Linked DNA regions of Homo sapiens: region 1 is linked to region 2. A link is a loop called in an ENCODE intact Hi-C map of the cell type or tissue named here. Cell type or tissue: heart right ventricle. All regions are shown on one strand. Each heading gives the region's core, and the rest is flanking DNA. Links, peaks and the distances in the headings are about the cores only. Region 1 has its middle 59 kb from the start of PLEKHG3. Region 2 overlaps MTHFD1 (methylenetetrahydrofolate dehydrogenase, cyclohydrolase and formyltetrahydrofolate synthetase 1).

Region 1 (12,027 bases), core at 1,799-9,798, 220 kb before region 2:
AGTCTCCCATGGGCCATGGCCCACTTTCCAGCTATTCACCCTGCAGAACTCACTGGACCAAAGCTGGAGCTGCTCTATGTTGAAGTGGTAGCAAGATGCTTCTCTCCTCTCCAATGCACTGCCCTTGCCCTGGAGGTCTGTAGAGATTTTACTGAGATCTCACTTTTTACTCACAGCCATCTCTCTCCTTAGGTCTCAGACATGTGTCCACAGGTTGGGCAGGGACAGAATAAAAATATTTATATGTTGTCATCAGGATTCTCACTAACCTTTAGTGACCCAGAATTTGTGACTGGGCTAGGCTCAACATGGCTACAGGCAGCTCTAGGCTCATATCATGTCAGTTTGGCCATCCTAAGGAGGGAGAGGACTTCTTGCTTTAGAAGACGTAACTCCCAATAAAGAGCTCTGATTGGCTAGGCTTGGGTCTCATGCCTGCCTCTTGGGCTGAAGTGAGGGGGAAGAAAGGGAACTGTGATTGGCAGCCTCATCAGGATCACCTTCCCCAAGGGAAGGAGGCCTGCACTAACCCTCAAATGTGGGTAGGTAGCAAGGGAGGGGGAGAAGCTGGTGGATAAAAACAACAGCTTTCAGGCTAGGAGCAGTGGCTCATGCCTGTAATTCCAACACTTCGGAGGCCAAGGTGGGAGGATTGCTTGAGGCCAGGAGTTGGAGACCAGAGGCCAGGAGTTGGAGACCAGACTGGGCAACATAATGAGACCCCTATCTCTACAAAAATAAAAATAAAAATAAAAAAATTAGCTGGGTGTGGTGGTGCAACTGTAGTCCCAGCTACTTGGGAGGCTGAGGCAGGAGGATCACCTGAGCCCAGGAGTTCAAGGCTGCAGTGAGCTATGATCATGGCACTGCACTCCAGCCTGGGCAACAGAGCAAGATCCTGTCTCAAAACACACACACACCCCAATAAAACAGCTTTTTGCTGTACCCCCATTTCCAGACCTGCTTAGGCAGCAGTGGCCCCAGCAATCCCAGCCATTCAAGGATACAGTCGCTGCCTCTGCGGAGCTTGCTGCACCCAGACTCAGGCTCAAGTGCAGCACCTTGTTTGACTCGTCCAGTGCACACCTTCCTGAGACGAGTTCAAGGGGCGGGCTGCAATGACTTCTGCACCTACATTATCATCCTTCTTCTAAATTCCCCTGAACGTTCCCCTCAGAGTTGCCTTCCCCTGATTCGCCCCCGATCTGTTCCAATTCTCCAAAAGTTGCTCCCACAGAATGAACTAAAAAAGCATGCGCAGATGCATAATCTCCAGCCCAGTCCTCAGCTTTCTCAATCAGCTGTGGTCATTTTAGGTCGGGGCGCTCTGGAGCCCAGGTGTTATCAGTTCACGTAACGCAGGTGTGGCAGCCTCCCCCTTCCCACCTCATCCCTTGTCCCTTTGAGGTGAGCAGAGAATTGCTCTTTCCTGACCAGGGACATCTTCTCTGCTGACCGCAAACTATCAGTCCTGTGCTGCCACCACCCCCGATGACACAGGGGCTGTGACATTTCACCAGTGTCCCTTTAGGATGCCTGACGGGGTTTTCTCTGTGAACCTGCCTTGCTATCCTCCCCAGGGGGCTGAGGTGATGTCAGCCATCCTTTGTGGATGGCCAGGTGGTTCTTCGAAGATCCGGTGCCGTGGGAGGAGCAGGAGTTTCAACTACACAACGCTGTCATCGCCTCAAAAGCAACATAAGGGGAGAGAGTTGCTGCACAAGCTGCCCAGGGCTGCAATAACAAAGTACCACAAACTGGGTGGCTTACAACAGACATTTACTGTCTCACAGTTCTAGAGACAGGAAGTCCACACTCAAGGTCCCAGCGGGGCCATGCTCACTCACTCGGAAGGTGCTCGGGAGGGATCTGTTCCAAGCCTCTCTTCCTTGGCTCTAGTTCCTTGGTGTGTGGCAACATCACTCCCATCTGCACGTGGTGTTCTCCTGTGGACATGTCTGTGTGCAAATTCCCCCACCACCCTACCCTTTTTTTTTTTTGATACAAAGTTTCACTCTTGTCGCCCAGGCTGGAGTGCAATGGCACAATCTGGGCTCACTGCAACCTCTGCCTCCCGGGTTCAAGTGATTCTCCTGCCTCAGCCTCCTGAGTAGCTGGGATTACAGGTGCCCACCACCATGCCCAGCTAATTTTTGTATTTTTACTAAAGAGAGAGTTTGACCATATTGGTCAGTCTGGTCTTGAACTCCTGACCTCAAGTGATCCGCCCACCTCAGCCTCCCAAAGTGCTGGGATTATAGGTGTGAGCCACCACACCCGGCCAATTTCCCCTTCTTAGAAGGACACCAGTCATAGTCAATTAGAGTTCACACTAATGATCTCATTTTAACTTGTTTAACCCTATCTCCAAAAACAAACAATACAAAAAGACCCTGTCTCCAGATAGGGTCACATCATGAAGTGCTGGTGGTGAGGATTCCAGCCTATCCTCTGTGGAAGAAACACAATTCAACCCATAAGAACTGCAATCCTGGGCCTTCAAAATAAGGTGGTGGGGCTGTAGGCTGCTTTCTGTCTTTCTCTTTTAACTTCTCTTCTGTACTCCAAGTTTTCCTCTTTCCAGGCAACTGACTTTTCCATATCCCCTGGTCCAGGGTTCCTTAGCCCCTCCTTGGCTACAGCAGGAGGTCTCTTGTGGGATTCTTTCTTCTGCCAGTGGAGGCCCCTGTGCTGAGCCATTGTGATGCTGCAGTGCGAGGTGACTGTATGGTTGGGGATCACTATGGAGTTCAGTCTTCTCACCAGCCAGAGGAGCGACAGATGTGTTCACCGCTTTTCCCAAAAACGTGACAAACCATTCCAAGATAAGCACTGACCAGTCTCAGTGCTTGTTGGCTTGTTTGTTTGGTGCAGAGTTGAGTTAATCATTCTCTCCAGTTCAAGGGAATTTCCATCAAGGGTCATCGCTACCTCCTCTTCTTTTTTTTTTTTTTTTTTTTTTTTTTTTTTTTTTTTTCGAGACAGAGTCTCACTCTGTCGCCCAGGCTGGAGTGCAGTGGCAGGATCTTGGCTCACTGCAACCTCCACCTCCCAGGTTCAAACGATTCTCCTGCCTCAGCCTTCTGAGTAACTGAGATTACAGGTGCCCACAAACATGCCCAGCTAATTTTTGTATTTTGTTTAGTAGAGACGGGGTTTTGCCGTGTTGGCCAGGCTAGTGTTAAACTCCTGATCTCAGGTGATCTGCCCGCCTTGGCCTTCCAAAGTGCTGGGATTACAGGCATGCACCACCATGCCCGCCTAATTTTTTGTATCTTTAATAGAGCCAGGGTTTCACCACGTTGGCCAGGCTGGTCTTGAACTCCTGACCTCAGGTGATCCATTCGCCTCAGCCTCCCAAAGTGCTGGGATTACAGGCATAAGCCACCATGCCCGGCCTACCTCCTCTTCTGCTTGGTCTTTTCCTTTCCTCATCAATCGTCTCTCCCAACCCTGCCTCCTTCCAAAGGCACCCACTCTGGGGTTTGCTGCAGGTCCTTGTCAAGTAGATAGAGGTTTTTTGTTTGTACTTGTAATTTATATAAATAGTGTAGTGTTCTAGATGGTATGTGTCTCACCTGTATCATTCTATTGATGTTCCTCATGTTAATATGATTTTATTCCCACTCCTTGTGTACCATAAGCTCTGACATTTGTTAGGTTAAATAACATTTTATTCTTTCTGGACCAGTTTACATTACACGAGCCTTAGAAGTCACTATAATTGATACTCTCCTCCACATCCTGAAGGGGCAATGCTCAGTCTGATTCGATTGACTTCTCATTCTACATCTTTCCACCCATCTCCCTTGGAAAGGGCAATGGGGCCTTTCCCACTTCACCTCATGTGGCCCAGACACTTAAAAATGCACTGCAGTTGGCCGGGCACGGTGGCTCACACCTGTAATCCCAGCACTTTGGGAGGCCGAGGCGAGCAGATCACGAGGTCAGGAGATCGAGACCATCCTGGCTAACACAGTAAAACCCTGTCTCTACTAAAAATACAAAAAAAATTTGCCGGGCGTGTTGGCAGGAGCCTGTAGTCCCAGCTACTTGGGAGGCTGAGGCAGGAGAATGGTGTGAACCCAGGAGGCAGAGCTTGCAGTGAGTGGAGATAGCACCACTACACTCCAGCCTGGGCGACAGAGCAAGACTCCATCCCAAAAAAAAAAAAAAAAAAAGCACTGCGGTCGAGATAAATGATGCAGTGAGGATTCAACCAGCCATATCCAGCATGTGGGGATTGCAGAGGACAAACGACCTGGTTTCTTTAACACATAAATGTAATTGAAAGAAGGCAAGGGGGTAAGGGAGAAATGACAACGGATTAAGAAATACTTAAGAGATATATCAACCAAATGCAATGTGAGAACTTTATTTAGATCAGGATGTAAAAAAAATAACTGTAAAAAGATATTTTTAAAGATATTGGGGGGCGCTGGGCGTGGTGGCTCACGCCTGTAATCCCAGCACTTTGGGAGACCGAGACGAGAGGACCACTTCAGCCCAGGAGTTCAAGACTAACCTGGGCAACATAGCGAGACCCTGTTTCTATTTAAAAAAAAAAAAAACACAAGATATTAGGGTAATTTGCAACACAGATTATAAATGAGATGAGGTGATGGAATTACTAATTTTGTTAGGCATGGTCATTTCATTATTGGTATGGTAGTTATAAAGTTCTTACCTGCTAGAGATGGAAACTTGAAGCCAGATGAAATAATATGATGTCTAGTATTTGCTTTAGGACTCTAAGCCTAGTGCAGTGGCTCACACCTGTAATCATGGCACTTTGGGAGGCTGAGGTGGGAGGATCGCTTGAGCCCAGGAATTGAAGACCAGCCTCAGCAATATAGCAAGACTCTGACTCTACTACTACTACTACTACTAATAATAATAATAAAAATTAGCCAGGTGTGGTGGTGCACACCTATGGTCCCAGCAATGACTCTAGTGTAGGGGCCAGCAAATTTTTTCTGTAAAGGACCGGATAGCAAATATTTTAGCTTTTGAGGGCCATATGGTCTCTATCATGACTGCTCAGCCTTGCTGTTGTGTTGCAAAAGCAGCTATGGAAAATACATAAGTGAATGGCATGGCCGTGTTGCAATAAAACTTTGTTTACAAGAACAGGAGGCAGGCTGGATTTGGCCCATGGGATTGTCATTTACCAATCCCAGCTCTACCGCAAAAAAAAAGGAGGGGGCAGATAGGTGAAAAAGATGTACAAAATGTCGATATTTGTTGAAGCCGGATGACTTAATACATGGTAGTTCATTTCACTATCTTCTCTATTTTTGTATGTTTGAATATTTCCGTACCTAAAAAATATTCAAATGCATGGAAGAGATCTTTTTGCAGAAAAAGGCCTTTCACCTCCCTCCTTCTCTCTTTATCTCCCCCACTTCTTTTACCTTTGCCTGTCATTTTCTCAGGGCTGTTTCAGATGCCCACTGGCACACACACTTGCACTTCAATGTATTTTCAAAATCAGAGTGAATGTCCTAGGCAGCCCCACTGCTGAGGAATGCCACAGAATTCTGCAGCAAACCCTTAGGATGGGGTCGCAGATGGTTTCCCAAGAGACTCCCAGGCCATTTCCTCTCCGAGTTTTATACCCTTGTAAACACTTTTCCTAAAATGGAGTTTCCAGTCCTGGGGGCTGAAGCAAACCGCCCTCAGGGAAGCACTGTTGTTTTCTTCTTTCTCAGCAGGAAACAGGAATGTCCTGGGGAGTGTTAGAAATTTACCAGACGGCTCTGGTGAAGGGCTGGGAACTTCAGCTGGAATTTGGAATATGGTCAGCATCTGGGAGTTCAAAGGAAAAAATGTGAAGCTATTCATCAGACTCCATAAATTCTCTTAAAAGTAGATCATTATAAAATAAAGAGGAGACACTAGGTCATGTTGTCAGGTTAAAGGAATTACGCACATCTCCCATGAAACTGCCCTGAATGCGTAGGCGGAGCACATATGTCATTTCAAATTGTGGGTGGCAGCTCTACTAAGGAAAGAACAGCCTTTAACCCTTCTTTTCCAAGATCCTTCAGGGCATGACGGGGCCTCTGCAAAAGCTGGCCCTACCCTGTCTTCCCCGTGCAGGAACTGGGTGCTCTCTACCTGTCCTTAGCATGTGCCTCTGCCCCCGCCTGGCAGTGGTACAGGAAAGGGGACCCAATCCAGACCCCAAGAGAGGGTTCTTGGATCTCACACAAGAAAGAATTCAGGGCAAGTCCATAGAGTAAAGTGAAGCAAGTTTATTAGGAAAGTAAAGGAACAAAAGAATGGCTACTTCATGGACAGAGCAGCCCCGAGGGCTGCTGGTTGCCCATTTTTTGTGTTTATTTCTTGATTACATGCTAAACAAGGGGTGGATTATTCACGCCTCCCTTTTTAGACCATATAGGATAACTTCCTGTCATTGCCATGGCATTTGTAAACCATCATGGCGCTGGTGGGAGTGTAGCAGTGAGGATGACCAGAGGCCAGTCTCGTGGCCATCTTGGTTCTGGTGAGATTTAGCCGGCTTCTTTACTGCAACCTGTTTTATCAGCAAGGTCTTCATGACCTGTGTCTTGTGCCGACCTCCTATCTCATCCTGTGACTAGAATGCCTAACCTTCTGGGAATGCAGCCTAGTAGGTTTCAGCCTTATTTTACCCAGCCCCTATTCAAGATGGAGTTGTTCTCGTTCGCATGCCTCTGACAGTAGGATCTTGCTCTCTCTAGTCACTTATCTAAGCTCAGCGTTCCATCTGAGTTCTAGCTCTTGTTGAAGGTAAGAGACCTTTCCTGTCCATGCCAGCTCCTGGTAGGCTCTCTTCTCATGAGCTTCTCCAGCACATTCTGATGGTACCATCTGTTATCACATAATGTGTTTTGCCCTATTTACCACCTAGGAGAATGAATGCTGGCTGCTGTAACAGATGATCCAAATTCTCAGTCGATTAACACAATAAAAGTTATTTTCACTCGTCACAATACAAGGTGACTGTTCCTGGCCAGGTAAGCCTCCCACATAGTCATTCAGGGTCCCCCAAGCTCTCTCTACTTTGTGGCTCCATCCTTTTCTAGGTCCTTGGAGTCTTGGCCGTTTAGTTGGCAGATGAAAAAAGACAGCATGAGGAAGGTACACTCATTTCTTTCGTAAAACACTTTGGGAGATTCATCCATACTGTGACGTGAAGCAACAGTTCATTCTCTTTCATTGCTGTATAATATTCCATTGCATGAACATACCATGATTTATTCATTCATTCTACTACTAATGGGCATTAGGTTGTTTTCCGTTTTAAGCTATTATCAATAAAGCTATTATGAATGTGTCTTTTGGTGCACGTACGTGTACATTTCTGTTGGGCATGTACCTAGAAGTAGAATTCCTGGGTCATAGGGCATACATATGCAAAGATTTGGTATATGTTGGCAAATAGTTTTCCAAAGTGATTAGACAAATCCACATGCCCGTCAGCATTGCATGAGACTTCCAGTTGCTCCACCTCCTTGCTGACACTTGGTATTGTCTCTTTTTCATTTAGCTATGCTGGTATGGCTGCAGTGATGTCTCCTTGTGGTTTTAACTTGCATTTTCCTAATGACTAATGTTATTGAGGACTCTTTTAATAGGTTCATTAGCCATTTTGATATTCTGTTTTGGGAATTTCCTGTCCAAGGCTTTGGCCTACTTTTCTATTGGGAAGTCTGTTCTTTTCTTATTGGTTTGAAGAAGTTATTTATATATTCTGGATATGAATTCTTTGTCAAGTATATGTATTGCAGATATACTCTCATACTCTGGAGCTTTCCTTTTCACTCTCTACATGGTATTCTTGATAAACAGAAGTTTTGAACGTTAACAAAATTATGAAATGTCAATCTTTTCTTTTATGGTTAGTATTTTTTTGTGAACCATTCAAGAAATCTTTGTCTACCTCAAGGTCATGAAGATATTCTATGTTATCTTTTAGAAGCTTTATTATTTTGCCTTTCACATGTAGGTCTATGATTTATCTGTAATTTATTTTTGCGTTTGATATGATGTAGAGATCAAGGTTTGTTTTTTCCTGGTTGAATAACACCATTCTTCCTCCCACTTCATTGCAGTGGGAACTTTGTTGCAAATTAGGTGACTGTTTATGTGTGGGTCCATTTGGGGACTCTATTTTATTATATTGGTCTATTTGTTTATGCTCTCTCTGCTATCATGCACTTTTAGTTATGGTAGCTTAAAAATCAGTGCTTTATATCTTCTATCTTTGTTCTTCCTCAAGATTGTCTTTGCTGTGCTTAGCACTTTGCATTTCAAAATTTGCTTATCAGTTTTTACATGTACACATATAAGTCTGCTGGGATTTTGATTGGAATTGAATTGAATCTATAAATAAATTTGGGGAAGTTAACAGCTTTATAATATTCTTTCAATCCATGGACATAGTAGTATATGCCTCTTTTTTTGTAGTTTTTGGTATAGAAGTCTTACATATCTTTTGTTGTTTATTCCTAGCTAGTGTTTTTTGATGTTATTGACAAGGGAACTATTTTTGCAATTTCACTTTCCAAAGACATACAATTGACTTTTCTATACTGACCTGTCTGGTTATCTTGACACATTAATTTCTTAACCATTTTGACCACTCCCACTCACAGTTCATTAGCCAGAATGAACTGGCTACATCTAAATGCAAGGGAGGCTGGGACAGTGAGCCTACCTGAGTACCTAGGAAGAAACGGAAAGGAATTTCAGTGAACATAGAAGATGCTTCTACACTCTATGTTGAGATTTGAACATCCATGGGTTTACCCTGTGACCTCATTATGCTGCAAGGAGTTATAAAGCTTTATAAAGCTCTCCAGGAACTTAAACCAAGTGTTCAGCCAATTTATAACTTGAGGAGTCCTTTAGAATACTTTAATTTGAAAAAGATTGCATTAAAAGTTAAACTCTTATAAACTGTGGTACATCCATTTGATGGAATATGATTCAGCACTAAGAAGAAATGATCTATCAAGCCATGAAGACATGGAGGAAACTTAAGTGCATATTACTAATCAAAAGAAGCCAATCTGAGAATGCTATATACTGTATGACTCCAATTACATGATACTCTGAAAGAGGCAAAACTATGGAGACAATAAAAAGATCAGTGGTTGCCAGGAGCTAAGGGATGGAGAAGGATGAATAGGCAGAGCACAGAGGATTTTTAGGGCAGTGAAACTACTCCATATGATACTATAATGGTGGACACATGTCATTACACATTTGCTAAAACCCGTAGAATGTATAACAGCAAGAGTGAATCCAAATGTAAACAATGGACTTTGGGTGGTAGTGATGTGTGATAGGTTCATTGATTATAACAAAAGTACCACTCTGGTGTGGGATGTGGGTGGTGGTGGAGGCTTTGCACGTCGTGGGAGGAGGCATATGTGCACTATGTACCTTCTGCTCAATTTTACTGTGAATGTAAAACTGCTCTAAAAAATGAAGTCAGGCAGGCATGGTGACTCATGCCTGTAATCCTAGCAATTTGGGAGGTCAAGGTGGGAGGATCACTTGAACCCAGGAGTTTGAGATCAGCCTGGGCAACATAGAGAGATCCCAACTCTACAAAATAAAAATTAAAAATTAGCCAGGTGTGGTGGTGTGTGCCTGTAGTCTCAGCTATTTCGGAGGCCAAGGAAGGAGAATCCCCTGAGCCCAGGAGTTTGAGGCTACAGTGAGCCAAGATCGCACCACTGCACTCCAGTCTGGGTGAGAGAGTGAGAGCCTGTCTCAAAAAAGAAAAAAAAAGCCCAGGCACAGTGGCTCACACCTGTAATCCCAGCACTTTGGAAGGCTGAGGCAGGCAGATCATGAGGTCAGGAGTTCGAGACCAGCCTGGCCAACATAGCAAAACCACATCTCTACTAAAAATACAAAAATTAGCCAGACATCGTGGTGCACGCCTGTAGTCCCAGCTACTCGGGAGGCTGAGGCAGGAGAATCACTTGAACCCGGGAGGCGGAGGTTGTGTGAGCCAAGATTGCGCCACTGCACTCCAGCCTGGGCAGGAGAGCAAGACTCTGTCTCAAAAAAAAGTCTATTTTGGAAAATTTAAAGTTTGTCACTTTGGATAATCATATGGCCCCAAGGTAATCATAAACATATATGCAAAGCATCACTTTGAAGTCACATGGTAGAAATCTGTCATAAATTCAGAGTGGACATAAAAATGAACCAAATTATGCTCACGTTGCTATGATTTTAGATTAGCATTGAAATAAAATGCATGTCATACACTTCCTAAAGAACTTGCAGGCTATACTCCTGACCCTACTCCATCCCTTGATTATATTACAACTACCTAAGGCTGAAGTCACACATAAACAAGCTATAACCTGCCAAAGCTGGCTTCTTTACCTTGTGAATGACCTGGTTCAATTTTTTTCTCTTACTGCAATCTCTTGTTTTGTTTAATTGCTGTTAACAAGCACAAATGATTCAACTCTTTCAATTCATCTAATTTGCTTATAACAAAGCAGCTAAGCCCAGGTTCAGTCACTAAACCCCAATGACAGGTGTTGGGCATTGCTGAGTTATGATTGGTTGAATTTGAGGGTGGTCTTTCGTCTGTCAACAATGCCCATTCATGAGACTACAAGATAGAATTAACTGCTTTTACAGCTGGGTGCAGTGGCTTATGCCTGTAATCCCAGCACTTTAGGAGGACAAGGTGGACAAATCACTTGAGGTCAGGAGTTTGAGACCAGCCTGGCCAACATGGTGAAACCTTGTCTCTAGCAAAAAATACAAAAATTAGCCAGACATGGTGGCGGGCACCTGTAGTCCAAGCTACTTGGGAGGCTGAGGCACAAGAATCACTTGAACCCAGGAGGCAGAGGTTGCAGTGAGACCCTGTTTAAAAAAAAAAAATTAAGAATTAACTGCTTTTTTTTTTTTCCTTGAGATGAAGTCTCTGTTGCCCAAGCTGGAGTGCAGTGGCGCAATCTTTGCTCACTGCAACCTCCACCTCCCGGGTTCAGGTGATTCTTCTGCCTCAGCCTCCCGAGTAGCTGGGACCACAGGCGCATGCCACCGTGCCCGGCTAATTTTTGTATTTTTAGTAGAGACGGGGGTTCACTATATTGGCCAAGCTGGTCTCAAACTCCTGACTCCATGAGCCGTGAGCCGTCCGCCTCGGCCTCCCAAAGTGCTGGGATTACAGGCGTGAGCCACCGCGCCTGGCCCGAATTAACTGCTTTTACAGTGATCAGATGTGCTCTTCTTTCCTATTTTTCACAGGACATAATTTATATGAGTACATACCTGCAATGCTCAGTTCAATGGATTCCTAAGTTGGGATATGCCAACACAAAGTCTCCCCCTAAAAACATGTGCACATTTTCACTGCGCGTTTTGTGTAGATTGCACCTCTGTGAACAAAGGGGAAACTTGTGTATGAATGGAGTGCTGCCTGGTTTCACATCAGGCCAGGAGGGTATCTGATGAAAACTATCAAGGGCTGAGGCTCAGGTACAATCCTGCAACAGTTTGAACGCCAAGGAACAGTCCTAGGCCCTGAGTCTCCTCACAGAGGAGCTGCATCTGGTTATGCTTCATGCCCTCCACTGCAAGTCTTGCAGAGAAAGGGAGCTGCTCAGGGGGTGGTTTCCTGGCTCTACAGAACCTTGTTCTCACTTTCTCTTACCTTCCCTCTCCCTCCCCTCCTCTTTTCTCTCTCACTGTCTTGGCAGATGTTTAGCTAAGTGAGTTTCCTATTGTGGTCCTGTCAGAGGCCTGTGAACCAGAGCAACTCTGAACAGGAGCTGGGTAAAATGAGGCTGAAACCTACTGGGCTGCATTCCCAGACGGTTAAGACATTCTAAATGACAGGATAAGGTAAAAGGGCGGCACAAAATACAGGTCATAGAGACTTTGCTGATAAAACAGGTTGCAGTAAAAAAGCTGGCCAAAACACACCAAAACCAAGATAGCCACAAGAGTGACCTCTGGTCATCCTCACTGCTACACTCTCATTAGTGCCATGAC
Region 2 (12,027 bases), core at 1,968-9,967:
TCAGGAGTTTGAGACCAGCCTGGCCAACACGGTGAAACCCTGTCTCTACTAAAAAATACAAAAATTAGCTGGGCATGGTGGTGGGTGACTATAATCCCAGCTACTTGGGAGGCTGAGACAGCAGAACTGCTTGAACCCAGGAGGTAGAGGTTGCAGTAAGCCAAGATCACGCCACTGCACTCCAGCCTGGGTGAGACTCCATCTCAAAAAAAAAAAAAAAAAAAAAAAAAAGAAAAGAGGGAGAGCTTCACGTAGTCTGCTTAGAGAGTTCAGGTCAAGGCTGCAGTGAGCCATGATTGTGCCACTGCACTACAGCCTGGGTGACAGAGCAAGACCCTGTCTCAAAAAAAAAAAAAAAACAGAATTCATCGCTCCCAGAAGCTCAAAGCCAGAGTTGTCAATTCATTGGTGCAGTTGCCGTTGCTGGATAAGTGTACTTTCAAGAGCATCTTATCTGAATTACTCCCATCCTGAAGAATGTCTAGTGATAAGTCTTGTCATGGAAACATAAGTATACATTTGAAATGTGCAAGCTGTGCAAAGCAGGAGATGTGTGAAGGACGTGAAGGGATTTCTTTTGGGGTTTTATAAAGTTGTTGGAAACAATTTTTGCTTTTGTTTTTTTGAGATGAGGTCTCATTCTGTCACTTAGGCTAGATTATAGTGGCCCAATGATAGCTCACTGCAACCTTGAACTTCTGGGTTCAAGGGATGCTCCTGCCTTAGCCTCCCGAGTAGCTGGGTATAACTACAGGTGCATGCCACCACACCTGGCTCGTTTTTAAATTTTTTTGTAGAGACGAGGTTTTGCTTCATTGCTCAGGCTGGTCTCGAACTGCTGGGCTCAAGTCATCCTCCTGCCTTGGCCTCCCAAAGTGCTGGGATTACAGGCCTTGCAAACAGTTCTTATCACAGACACGTAAGTGTAAGCCTCCTCTTCTTCATGTTTTCCCAGCCCTGTTTTTTCTGGGTCTGACAAAAGTGATTTTATCCCGATATCTGCAAATTCACATTACTCACACATGTACAAAGGTATTATTAACATGTTTGTCCCTATAACTGAGCACCAGAAGATTTCCCTAAGCCTAGACCTAAATAATCATAGTATCATAGTGACCAAGAAGTGTTGTAAAACACAAACCCAATTTTTTTTGAGACAGTCTCTGTCTGTCACCCAGGCTGGAGTGCAGTGGGGCATCCTCAGCTCACTGCAACCTCCGCCTCCCAGGTTCAAGCGATTCTCTTGTGTCAGCCTCTCGAGTAGCTGGGGCTACAGGCGTGCACCACCATGCCCAGCTAATTTTGTATTTTTAGTAGAGATGGGGTTTCTCCATGTTGGTCAGGCTGGTCTCAAACTCCCAACCTCAGGTGATCCACCTGCCTCAGCTTCCCAACGTTCTGGGATTACAGGTATGAGCCACCACGCCTGGCCTCCTCATCTCTTAAAAAAAAAAAAAAAAAAAAAATGCTGAGCTCAGTGGTTCATGCAAGTAATCCCAGCACTTTGGTATGCCAAGGTAGGCAGATTGCTTGAGCCCAGAAGCTTGAGATCAGCCTGGGCAACACGGCAAAACCCGGTCTCTACACAATATATAAAAATCTGGGCATGGTGGTACCTGGCTGTAGTCTCAGCTACCTAGTTGGGTGAGGTGGGAGAATCACTTGAGTCCTGGAGGTTGAGGCTGTAGTAAGATGTGATTGCACCACGGCACTCCAGCCTGGGTGACAGAGTAAAAGCTTTTCTCAAAAACATAAACAAACAGGCCGGGTACAGTGGCTCACGCCTGTAATCCCAGCACTTTGAGAGGCCAAGGCGGGTGGGTCACCTGAGGTCAGGAGTTCGAGACCAGCCTGGCCAACATGATGAAACCTTCTCTCTACTAAAAATACCAAAATTAGCTGGGCATGGTGGCAGGCACCTGTAACCCCAGCTATTCAGGCTGAGGCAGGAGAACTGCTTGAACCTGAGAGGTGGAGGTTGCAGTGAGCTGAGATCACACCATTGCACTCCAGCCTGGGAGATAGAGTGAGACTCTGTCTTAAACAAACAAACAAACAACCAACCAATAAATTTTTGAAAAATTAAAAAACAGAAAAACAAAAACAAAAAATCCCTTGTGGCCAGACGTGGTGGCTCACGCCAGTAATCCCAACACTTTGGGAGGCTGAGGCAGGACCATCGCTTTAGACCAGGAGTTTGAGACCAGCCTGGACAATATGGTGAGACACGGTCTCTACAAAAAAATAAAATAAAAAATTAGCCAGGTGTGGTGGTGTGTGTACCTATAGTCCCAGGTGCTCAGGAGGCTAAGATGAGAGGATTGCTTGAACCTGGAAGGTGGAAGCTATAGTGAGCTGTGATTGTGCCTCTGCACTCCAGCCGGGTTACAGAGAGAGACGCTGTCTCAAAAAAGAAAACAAAAAACAAAACAAAACACCTCTCCTTTGCTGTTCCTTTATGGTCATACCCTCCCTTCATCCATACCCTTAACATCTATTGATCTGTTCCCTAGCACTATAGTTTTCTCTTATTGAGAATATCATATAAATGGAGGCATGCAATATGCAAGCTTTTGAGACTGGCTTCTTTCACCCAGCATAATGCCACTGAAATTCATCCAAGTTGTTGCTTGTATCAATAGCTCATTTATTTTTATTGGATGGATGTACCAGTTTGTTTATTTATTCATCCAATGAAAGACATTTAGATTAGTTCCCAGTTTTTGGAAATTATTAATAGAGCTGCTAAAAACATTAATGTACAGATTTTTATGTGAACAGAGTTTTCATTTATTTTGGGTGAGATTTCTGGGTCAGGTGGTATGGTGTATGCTTACTAACTATGTATTTGTTACAGAAATTCAAATAAAATATAGATATAACTATGGTTTTAACTGTTTAACACAGACCCTTATCTATTCAGGGCAAGGCAAGTATTATTTTACAGACAAGTAAGCGGAGAAACAAGTCATTTAACAAATTTGCTTAAGGTCCCAATGATGCAAACTCCAAAGGCTGCTATGCCGCCACAGTGACATCCTGACTCTTGTTCATGTTATAAAGGAAGTGTCGTTTCTTTCTTAGCTGAGGGCAGGTTGTCAGTGTTCTATTTATTCCACACTAGCCACTTCTAATCTATAGATAAATGAGAAATAACCTCTACCATCCATCTTTGCTATGTATATCATGACTTTAAGACTATGATTACTGATGTAACTTCATCTAAAATAGGCTACTCCAAGAAGACTTTTATGTCCTAATCAATGATCAGATTCCAGATTCCATACAATATAAAAAATGTGGAAGAAAAAAAGCTTACCTTTAACCTTCGGATTTGGATGTCAGAGAACCTTCTCACTCCATTTACTGATGGCACCAAACGATTAAAGAGAGCCTTAAAGAAAAGAAAGGGGCTTTAAAATGAGAGGAGCCCCACTGCTTTGCTACCTGCATCCTCAGCACCCAAGACACCAACACTAATTCAGATGGTTCAATACTTTCAAAACTGTTCAATGGGGTTCATGGGGCTTTGGCATCCTACCTTGTCTGTCTGGGTCAGTTCATGAAATATCCGAGCATCAATGGCCGCAGCAACGAGGTTATTAGCTGCAGTGATGGCATGGATGTCACCTGTGAGGTGGAGATTAAACTACAAAAGAACAGAAGCCACATTAGTCTCCCAGCTGCTCTGTATCTTTCCAACTTTCATTCTATTGCAAAGCTCAATCCCTATTTTAAAGCCAATGGAATACTGAAGGCAGCCCAGTTAGTGGACAAACACCCAATATAGGGAGTTCTTGAAAACATAAATGACTGGCTGGGTGTGGTAGCTCACAACTATAATACCAGCACTTTGGGAGGCCGAGGCGGGCGGATCACTTCAGGCCAGGAGTTCAAGACCACCCTGGGCAACATGGCGAAACCCCATCTCTACTAAAAACATAAAAAGTAGCCAAGTGTGGTAGTGCGCACCTGTAATCCCAGCTACTTGGAAGGCTGAGGCAGGAGAACTTGGGAGGTGGAGGTTGCAGTGACCCAAGATCACACCACTACACTCCAGCCTGGGTGACAGAGTGAGACTCTGTCTTAAAAAAAAAAAAAAAAGAAAAAGAAAAAGAAAAAGAAAACATAAAAGACTAATTATCTGTCCACAGAAGAATCTCCTCCCAAATACAGAACTTGCAGTTTTTCCAAAATGAGATGTCCAGAGACCACAAATACCACACCACTGGGATCAACAGCCACACTGGGTTACTGAGGACACACCTCAAAACAGCGAGGAGGAGTGCACGGGAGCAGCACCGACTCTATGTCTATGTAATGTTCCAATTTCTGCAGTTACATAAATGAATTCTGAAATCGCTGTGTGTTGGTGCTTCCCGATACCATGCTTCATTTGGTCATTTGCTTATAATAATCATTCCCACTGAAAGCCAAAGTTTGAAACCAAGCTGTATCACAAGTCTGCAAATTAAGTTGTTTTCCCCCTAGGTGTTGCTTTTGCTGAGAAACAAGTCATTTGTCCGCTAAGAGCTCTACAAAAAAGGCTAATCTCCAGAGAGAAAAAGCTATAATAAAGAATCTAGGCTGGGTGCGGTGGCTCACGCCTATAATACCAGCACTTTGGGAGGCCGAGGTGGGCGGATCACGAGGTCAGGAGTTCAAGACCAGCTTGGCCAACACGGTGAAACCCCGTCTCTACTAAAAATACAAAATTAGCTGAGCGTGGTGGTGCATGCCTGTAATCCCAGCTACTCGGGAGGCTGACGCAGGAGAGTTGCTTGAACCTGGGAGGCAGAGGTTGCAGTGAGCCGAGATTGCGCCATTGCACTCCAGCTCTGGGCAACAGAGCAAGACTCCGTCATGGGGAAAAAAAGGGAGCTAATTCAGCACCCTCCCCCCCGACAAAAAAAGGGGGATCTAATTCAGCCAAATCCCAGAATACTTTACCTCTTCCATAGGAATGACCTGGGAGTAGCCGCCTCCTGCAGCGCCACCTAGGGGACAGGTCAAGGGTGGAAGCTCAGTTAAGCATGCTTCTCCAATGACTTAGAAATCAAATAAATGCAAATGCATTATTGTAACTACTAAGCACATTTATTTATTTATTTTTTAGAATCATTTGGACAGTTTTGATCAAGTGTTTTCTAATACTAGTCTCTCAATTGAAATCTGAGTTTAAATGACAAAACCATGAACAAATATATACCTACTCATTATCTTTAGAAATATGTTCCTTGTAATTACTGGCATTTGTTAAAACACCCAGCTGACAGTTACATAAAGGCAACCTGTTCAATTTCCTACTCTCATAAAGCTACTTTGGCTTTTAAAACAGAAATATTTAAAATACATACACCTAACAAAAAGACTATAATTTTTCCTAAATAGAGATAAATAGATTAGGCTGTTAGAAAGCAGCCTAATTGCTAGATTTTTTTGGGCTACTTGGATTACAGGTTGAGTATCCCTTATTTAAAATGCTTGGATTTGGGTTTTGGATTTGGGTTTTTGTTTTCCAGATTTTGGAATATTTTCATCATACTGATCCAGCATCCCAAATCCAGGATTTAAAATCTGAAATGATCCAATGAGCATGTCCTTTGAGCATCGTGTCAGCACTCAAAAAGTTTAGAATTTTGGAGCCTTTCAGATTTCAGGTTTCTAGATTTCTGATGCTCAATCTGTATTAGCCAAAAGCCAGTTGAAAATGTTCAGGACACCAAGCATGGCTGCTCATGCCTATAGTCCTAGCCTGGGAGATCAAGGCTGCAGTGAGTTATGATCATGCCACTGCACTCCAGCCTGAGCTGGGACTCCAGACAGAGCAAGACTCTGTCTCAAAAAAAACAAACAAACAAACAAAAAAAGTCCAGGTTACCACATTATCAGTGCAATAAATGTAAATCAGATATATATTTTTTTAGACAGAGTCTCATACTGTCTCACAGGCTGGAGGGTAATGGTCTGGGATTACAGGCACATACCACCATGCCCAGCTAATTTTTGTGTTTTTAATAGAGACGGGGTTTGCCATGTTGGCCTGGCTGGTCTCGAACTCCTGGCCTCAAGTAATCTACCACCTCACCCTCCCAAAGTGCTGGGATTTTAGGCATGAGCCACTGCACCCAGCCCAGAGATATATTAATATGTATTTTGTTTTTGTGAGGCAGAGACCGTGCAGTGAGGCAATTTGCAGTAAGAGTAAAAGGAAAATAATGGGTTCAATAAGCAGAACAAGGAATAGCTCGTGCTGAAGTTGAAAGGGGGTTAAGACAAGCTCAAGAGCAGAACAAAGTGATTACATTTATAAAATAGGTGGAAGGGTGGGCTGGGCACGGTGGCTCATGCCTATTATCCCAGCACATTGGGAGGCCAAGGTGGGCAGATCACAAGGTCAGGAGTTCAAGACCAGCCTGGCCAATATAGTGAAACCCCATCTCTACTAAAAACACAAAAATTAGCCAGGCATGGTGGCACGCACCTGTAGTCCCAGCTACTTGGGAGGCTGAGGCAGGAGAATTGCTTGAAACCAGGAGGCGGAGGTTGCAGTGAGCCAAGATCGTGCCACTGTACTCCAGCCCAGGCAACAGAGCGAGACTGTGTCTCCAAAAAAAAAAAAAAAGGTGGAAGGGTGAAGGTGTTCCCGGTGTCAACATTTGTAGTAATTGCTAGAACAAGCAAAATGTGATACCCTCACCAAGCAGAGAAAGCTAACTCTAAGAACCTATCATAATTAATAAACATTATTTTAATTAAGACAGCAGCTTGGCACGGTGGCTCATGCCTATAGTCCTACCAGTTTGGAAGGCTGAGACAGGCAGATCACTTGAGGTCAGAAGTTCAAGACCAGCCTGGCCAAAATGGTGAAACCCCGTCTCTACCAAAAATACAAAAATTAGCCAGGCATGGTCATGCGTGCCTGTAATCCCAGCTACTCGGGAGGCTGTGGCAGGAGAGTCTCTTGAACCCAGAAGGTGGAGAGGTTGCAATGAGCCGAGATCACACCACTGCATTCCAGCCTGGGCGACAGAGTGAGTGAGACCCTGTCTCAAAAAAAAAAAAAAAAAAAAAAAAACACATGTTCTTAGTACCGCAGCAATAAAAATCTGAAGGTAAAGTGCGAGTATGGTAGTAATTTAGAGCTTGAAATAGACATGGAAGAATCACTCTGGTACTTAATACAGGTGCCTTTGACCAAGCCACCTCTGAAGTCCCAGTTGCTGCTATTTTAAAATGGTGACAATACTATCTCGTACTGGATGATAGAATAATATGCAAAAACTGCTCAGCACAATATCTGGCACAAAGCATATATTCAATAAAGGTAGGCTTTTCTTATTCCCAACAAGGTGAAACATCTGTGGGGTTTGTCATTGTCTCTAGAGTGTCTGTAAGATGATCAGTAGCTATGATTACCTTTATGGTTACTGTAGCAGTGGACTATGAGGGTCAAATAAAAGCACCTCCAGCTACATATCACCCATCCCAGAGAATCCCTGTGCAGTGGCCAACAGTGACAGCAGGAGCTGGGGAGATCCAATGACAGCCTTCATCAAAAGCATGACTACAGAGGTTTGTGAGAATGACATTCCTGGTGTTGAAATGAGTTGAAGACCCCATAAGTATCATAGGTTGCGTGGGCCTGGGAGGACTGAAGGAGAAGCAGGTCCCCTGTCACCACCCATGGTCCAGTCTCACTAGTACCTTTTATTCCAAAGGTGGGGCCCTGAGAAGGCTGTCGCACACACGCAAAGACATTCTGGTAGAGATGGGCACCAAGGGCTTGCACTAGCCCGATTGTAGTTGTGCTTTTCCCTTCTCCCAGGGGTGTTGGAGTTATTCTTCAAGACGAAAGCAAAAGAGAAAAAGGTTTAAAGAATTAAGTGTATCTGAATCACTAAGTCATACCTAGCAGATCCTAGAGAATGACTCGTAATCTAAAGATTAAGAAAGACAAAGTCAGGCATAGCAGTGTATGCCTGTAGTCCCAGCTATATAGGAGGCTGAGGCAAGAGGATCACTTGAGCCCAGGAGTTCCAGGCTACAGTAAGCTATGACTGCACCACTGTACTCCAGCCTGGGCAACAGAGCAAACCCCCATCTCTTAAAGAAAAAAAAAGAAAGAAAAGACAAAGAAAAAGAAAGACAAAAGCCCTGAAAGATATCTTTTTCAAAAGTCTTAGTTGTAATTTCCAAAAAACTTTAAGAAAAAAAATGATTCCTGTATTTTAGCTCTTCTTGCTGTAAGAAGCAAATATACTTTATCTTGTAGAGACACGGCTATAATTTTAATTTCTCATTTTATATTCTCAAAAACTAGCTTTTTAATATAACCTCAGCCCAGCAATAAAAATGAATGCTTAGTAAATCCATCGAATTAATGAATTTTGGGTTCAAAAAGGTGATTCTGGCCGGGTGTGGTGGCTCACGCCTGTAATCCCAGCACTTTGGGAGGCTGAGGTGGGTGGATCACAAGGTCAGGAGTTCGAGACCAGCCTGGCCAACATAGTGAAACACACTCTCTACTAAAAATACAAAAATTAGCTGGGTGTGGTGCCTTGCACCTGTAGTCCCAGCTACTCGGGAGGCTGAGGCAGGAGAACCGCTTGAACTTGGGAGACAGAGGTTGTGGTGAGCCGAGATCGTGCCACTGCACTCCAGCCTGGGCAACAGAGCGAGACTCTGTCTCAAAACAACAACAACAACAACAACAGCAAAAGGTGATTCTATCTTAAGACCGGGTTTTAAGACCAAACTCTTCCACTTACTAGATGGATAACCTTGACCAATTTTCTCATCTATGATTATAATCTATTCTTACCTACCTCTCAGGATTGCTGTAAGGATCAAATGAGATCAAATACGGGTGAAAATGCTAAAATCAAATTAAAGGCACCTCTACATACATGTGCCAAGTGCAAATGCAACGCCTTAGTATCAGGACTGATACTAAGATTTGGATGGCAACATGAATAAAAAGCATACCCAGTCACCACCACGTATTTCCCATCAGGCCGGTGCTTCAGGCGTTCTAGTGCTGACAGCAGAACTTTGGCCTTTGTTTCACCATATAATTCTACCTCTTCAGACAGCAGACCAATTTCTCGAGCCAGCTTACCAATGGGCTTCGGTTTACAAGATCGTGATATATCAATGTCACTTTGGAAACATAGAAAATAGGTATTAATGTTTATCCACTGAGTTTAATTAATCCCACAGTAGTAACAAGCCCCCAACCCAACCCCAACCACTGAAGGCACCTTCAGAGGGAGCATATGTGAACCCACAGTATCTGTCAACTAAAAACCAACAATTCACAAAGTTTTAAATCAGTAAAACTTTATTTTTACCTTGGAACAGGTGTCTTGAGGTTAAGGTTGTTATACTGAATCATCCACTTTCCTGGCTTAAATTTCTCCAGGAAACGCTTGGCACTCTCTACTGTGCTCTAAGCAAAATGAAATAAATGAAACTTAGAAGAGGTGGTTATTTTAATCCTCACCTCAGTTTCAAGCTCCAGGTCACTCCAGTTCAATCACAAAATGAACTGCTTCAGACCCACTTATTACCATGCTTCAATCCTAGCTAAGAGTCAAGAGGCACCTAACATGCTTTGGGGCTGCTCGCCTGGCCCCTGTCAGCTGGTGCATGTTAGAAAGGGAAAACAGGCCGGGCACGGTGGCTCACACCTCTAATCCCAGCACTTTGGAAGGCCAAGGTGGGCGGATCACCTGAGGTCGGGAGTTCCAGACCAGCCTAACCAACGTGGAGAAACCTGTCTCTACTAAAAATACAAAATTCGCCGGGCGTGGTGGTGCACACCTGTAATCCCAGCTACTCAGGAGGCTGAGGCAGGAGAATCACTTGAATCAGGGAGATGGAGGTTGCGGTAAGCCAAGATCACACCATTGCACTCCAGCCTGGGCAGCAAGAGCAAAACTCCGTCTCAAAAAAAAAAAAAAAAAAAGAAAGGGAAGGCAAACCAAAACAGACCTGGCCAAGCCAGTGTGATCGCACTTTTCTTCTTTCAAAGTTATTATATTCCAAAACAGACTGGAATTATGCCATCCCTACTTTCCTCTATTAATGTGCCTGATCTTATTTCTCTATTCTTCCCTTCCCTTTTTCTCAATAAATTCACATCTTTACTTCTGAGTAGGTTTTTGACATTTCTACTTGGGGAGAAAAGCAGCCAAAACTCGATCAGCTTTTCAGAACTCTTATAGAAACTTTTATTCACAATTACCTGCATGAGCATTGCAACTGTCATGGGCCCTACGCCGCCAGGAACAGGAGTGATGAAGCTCGCCCTCTCTTTGGCCTCGTCGTATGCCACATCACCCACAACTTTTCTCCCATTTGGTTTTTTATCATCTGGTCAAGTGGGGGAGAAATCAAAACTAAGTCTCAGAATCACAGTCCTGGTGATCAGTTACGACAAAAACTCAGCAGAATTGTAGGGTGTGTTAGTCCCATCAGGCTCCAGTGCCTACTTAACTTAAAAGCTATGGAATGACAGATGTTTGCTATTTCTTAGGGAGAAAATTATTTTACCTGCAAAAATTCACAAGATGCATAAGTGGTTTTACAGAACCTGGAGAATCCTTTTGTAGTCTCTCAGGTGGCAAATAAAATACCAACTGTTTTTTATTCTTAAAACCAACTACCCAGTATATAATGAGCACCCATTTTAAAATGTTAATTTGCTAAAGCCTACAAAGGAAATTTTTTGGGTGCACAAAGATCCAACTCTGTCACAGCTGCCAGATATCGTTTCTACAGCAACTGTCAGCATTTTGTGAGCTCCATGTGTGAGCTGGAGGAACAATTCAACATCCAATTCCAAAGACACAGCTACTTAAATGTATGCTAAAGGCAAAGAATATAATTACACTTCCCTTAAAAGGACACAAGAACAACTACAAATCTTACCAGCAAAGAATAGCTATTCAAGAGAACAAAACCCAATGATGCATCATTGCTCACTCACACAAAGAACATCCTACACTTGGCTTCAGTGCACTTCCAGGAGGGGCTGGGGGCGGGCCTAGACCTCGAAGCAATAAGGCTCCCGCGCTGCATCTGGTAGTTTTAGCGACATCACCACTTCTCTCTGATCAGATCGCCACAACTGAGAAGAAGCTCCAAGGTGGAGGCAAGAAGCCAGAATTAAGAGATTAGCAGGCACTTTGGGAGGCCGAGGCGGGCGGATCACCAGATCAGGAGATCAAGACCATCCTGGCTAACACAGTGAAACCCCGTCTCTGCTAAAAATACAAAAAAATTAGCTGGGCATGGTGGCGGGCACCTGTAGTCCCAGCTACTTGGGAGGCTGAGGCAGGAGAATGGCATGAACCCGGGGGGCGGAGCTTGCAGTGAGCGGAGATTGCGTCACTGCACTCCAGCCTGGGCAACAGAGCGAGACTCTGTCTCAGAAAAAAAAGAGATTAGCTGTAGCATCAGCTCTTTTATTAAAAATTAGGGCCAGGTGTGGTGGCTCACACCTGTAATGCCAGCACTTTGGGAGGCCAAGGCGGGTGGATCACCTGAGGTCAGGAGTCCGAGACCAGCCTGGCCAGCATGGTGAAACCCCGTCTCTACTAAAAATATTAAAAAATCAGCTGGGCTTGGTAGCGGGCACCTGTAATCCCAGCTGCTCAGAGGCTGAGGCAGGAGACTCACTTGAACCCGGGAGGCGGAGGCTGCAGTGAGCATTCCACTCCAGCCTGGGCAACAAGAGCGAAACTCCGTCTCAAAAAAAAAAGTTAGTTCTGCAGCTCCTGTGGGCTCCATATTAATCTGAAGTCCAAAATGCAAAGAAGGCTTAACACTACCTATCACAAATTTGCTGAGGGCAAAATGAGAAAATGTGTACATTACTGAAATTGAAAAAGCAGCCTCCAAACGCAAGAGTTTCTCTTTCCACCACAGATACGTAAGATATTTTTTATATGGAGTAAAAGGAGCTGGTCAACACAACTCATTGGGATGGTTTCAAGTTTCTAGAAGATTATAAAGCAGCAA

The links. Hi-C counts contacts between places; a loop is a spot of excess contacts. Peaks named below come from ENCODE experiments on the same cell type or tissue, not always from the same donor. Only the 100,000 strongest peaks of a DNase experiment are listed, where the experiment ranks them.
Region 1: it touches region 2 in a loop (7-fold over the local background); 22 of 110 quality-filtered maps call a loop at or near these places.

Annotation. Positions count from the first base shown.
Region 1 is chr14:64,639,383-64,651,409 of GRCh38, reverse strand. No RefSeq gene overlaps it. Among named protein-coding and RNA genes, the nearest start is that of PLEKHG3, 59 kb to the left of the region's middle. In heart right ventricle, for the core only: no CTCF peak of the experiment used is centred there; DNase peaks (open chromatin) are centred at 5,669 and 5,969; H3K27ac peaks cover 1,965 bases.
Region 2 is chr14:64,423,154-64,435,180 of GRCh38, reverse strand. It overlaps MTHFD1 (methylenetetrahydrofolate dehydrogenase, cyclohydrolase and formyltetrahydrofolate synthetase 1), which reads right to left. Exons shown (of 28, transcript NM_005956.4): 9 at 10,250-10,377; 10 at 9,354-9,451; 11 at 8,989-9,162; 12 at 7,708-7,844; 13 at 4,951-4,997; 14 at 3,542-3,649; 15 at 3,320-3,394. Among named protein-coding and RNA genes, the nearest start is that of AKAP5, 36 kb to the left of the region's middle. RefSeq lists an enhancer at 4,836-5,130. In heart right ventricle, for the core only: CTCF peaks have their summits at 4,788 and 5,003 (motif pointing left); a DNase peak (open chromatin) is centred at 4,980.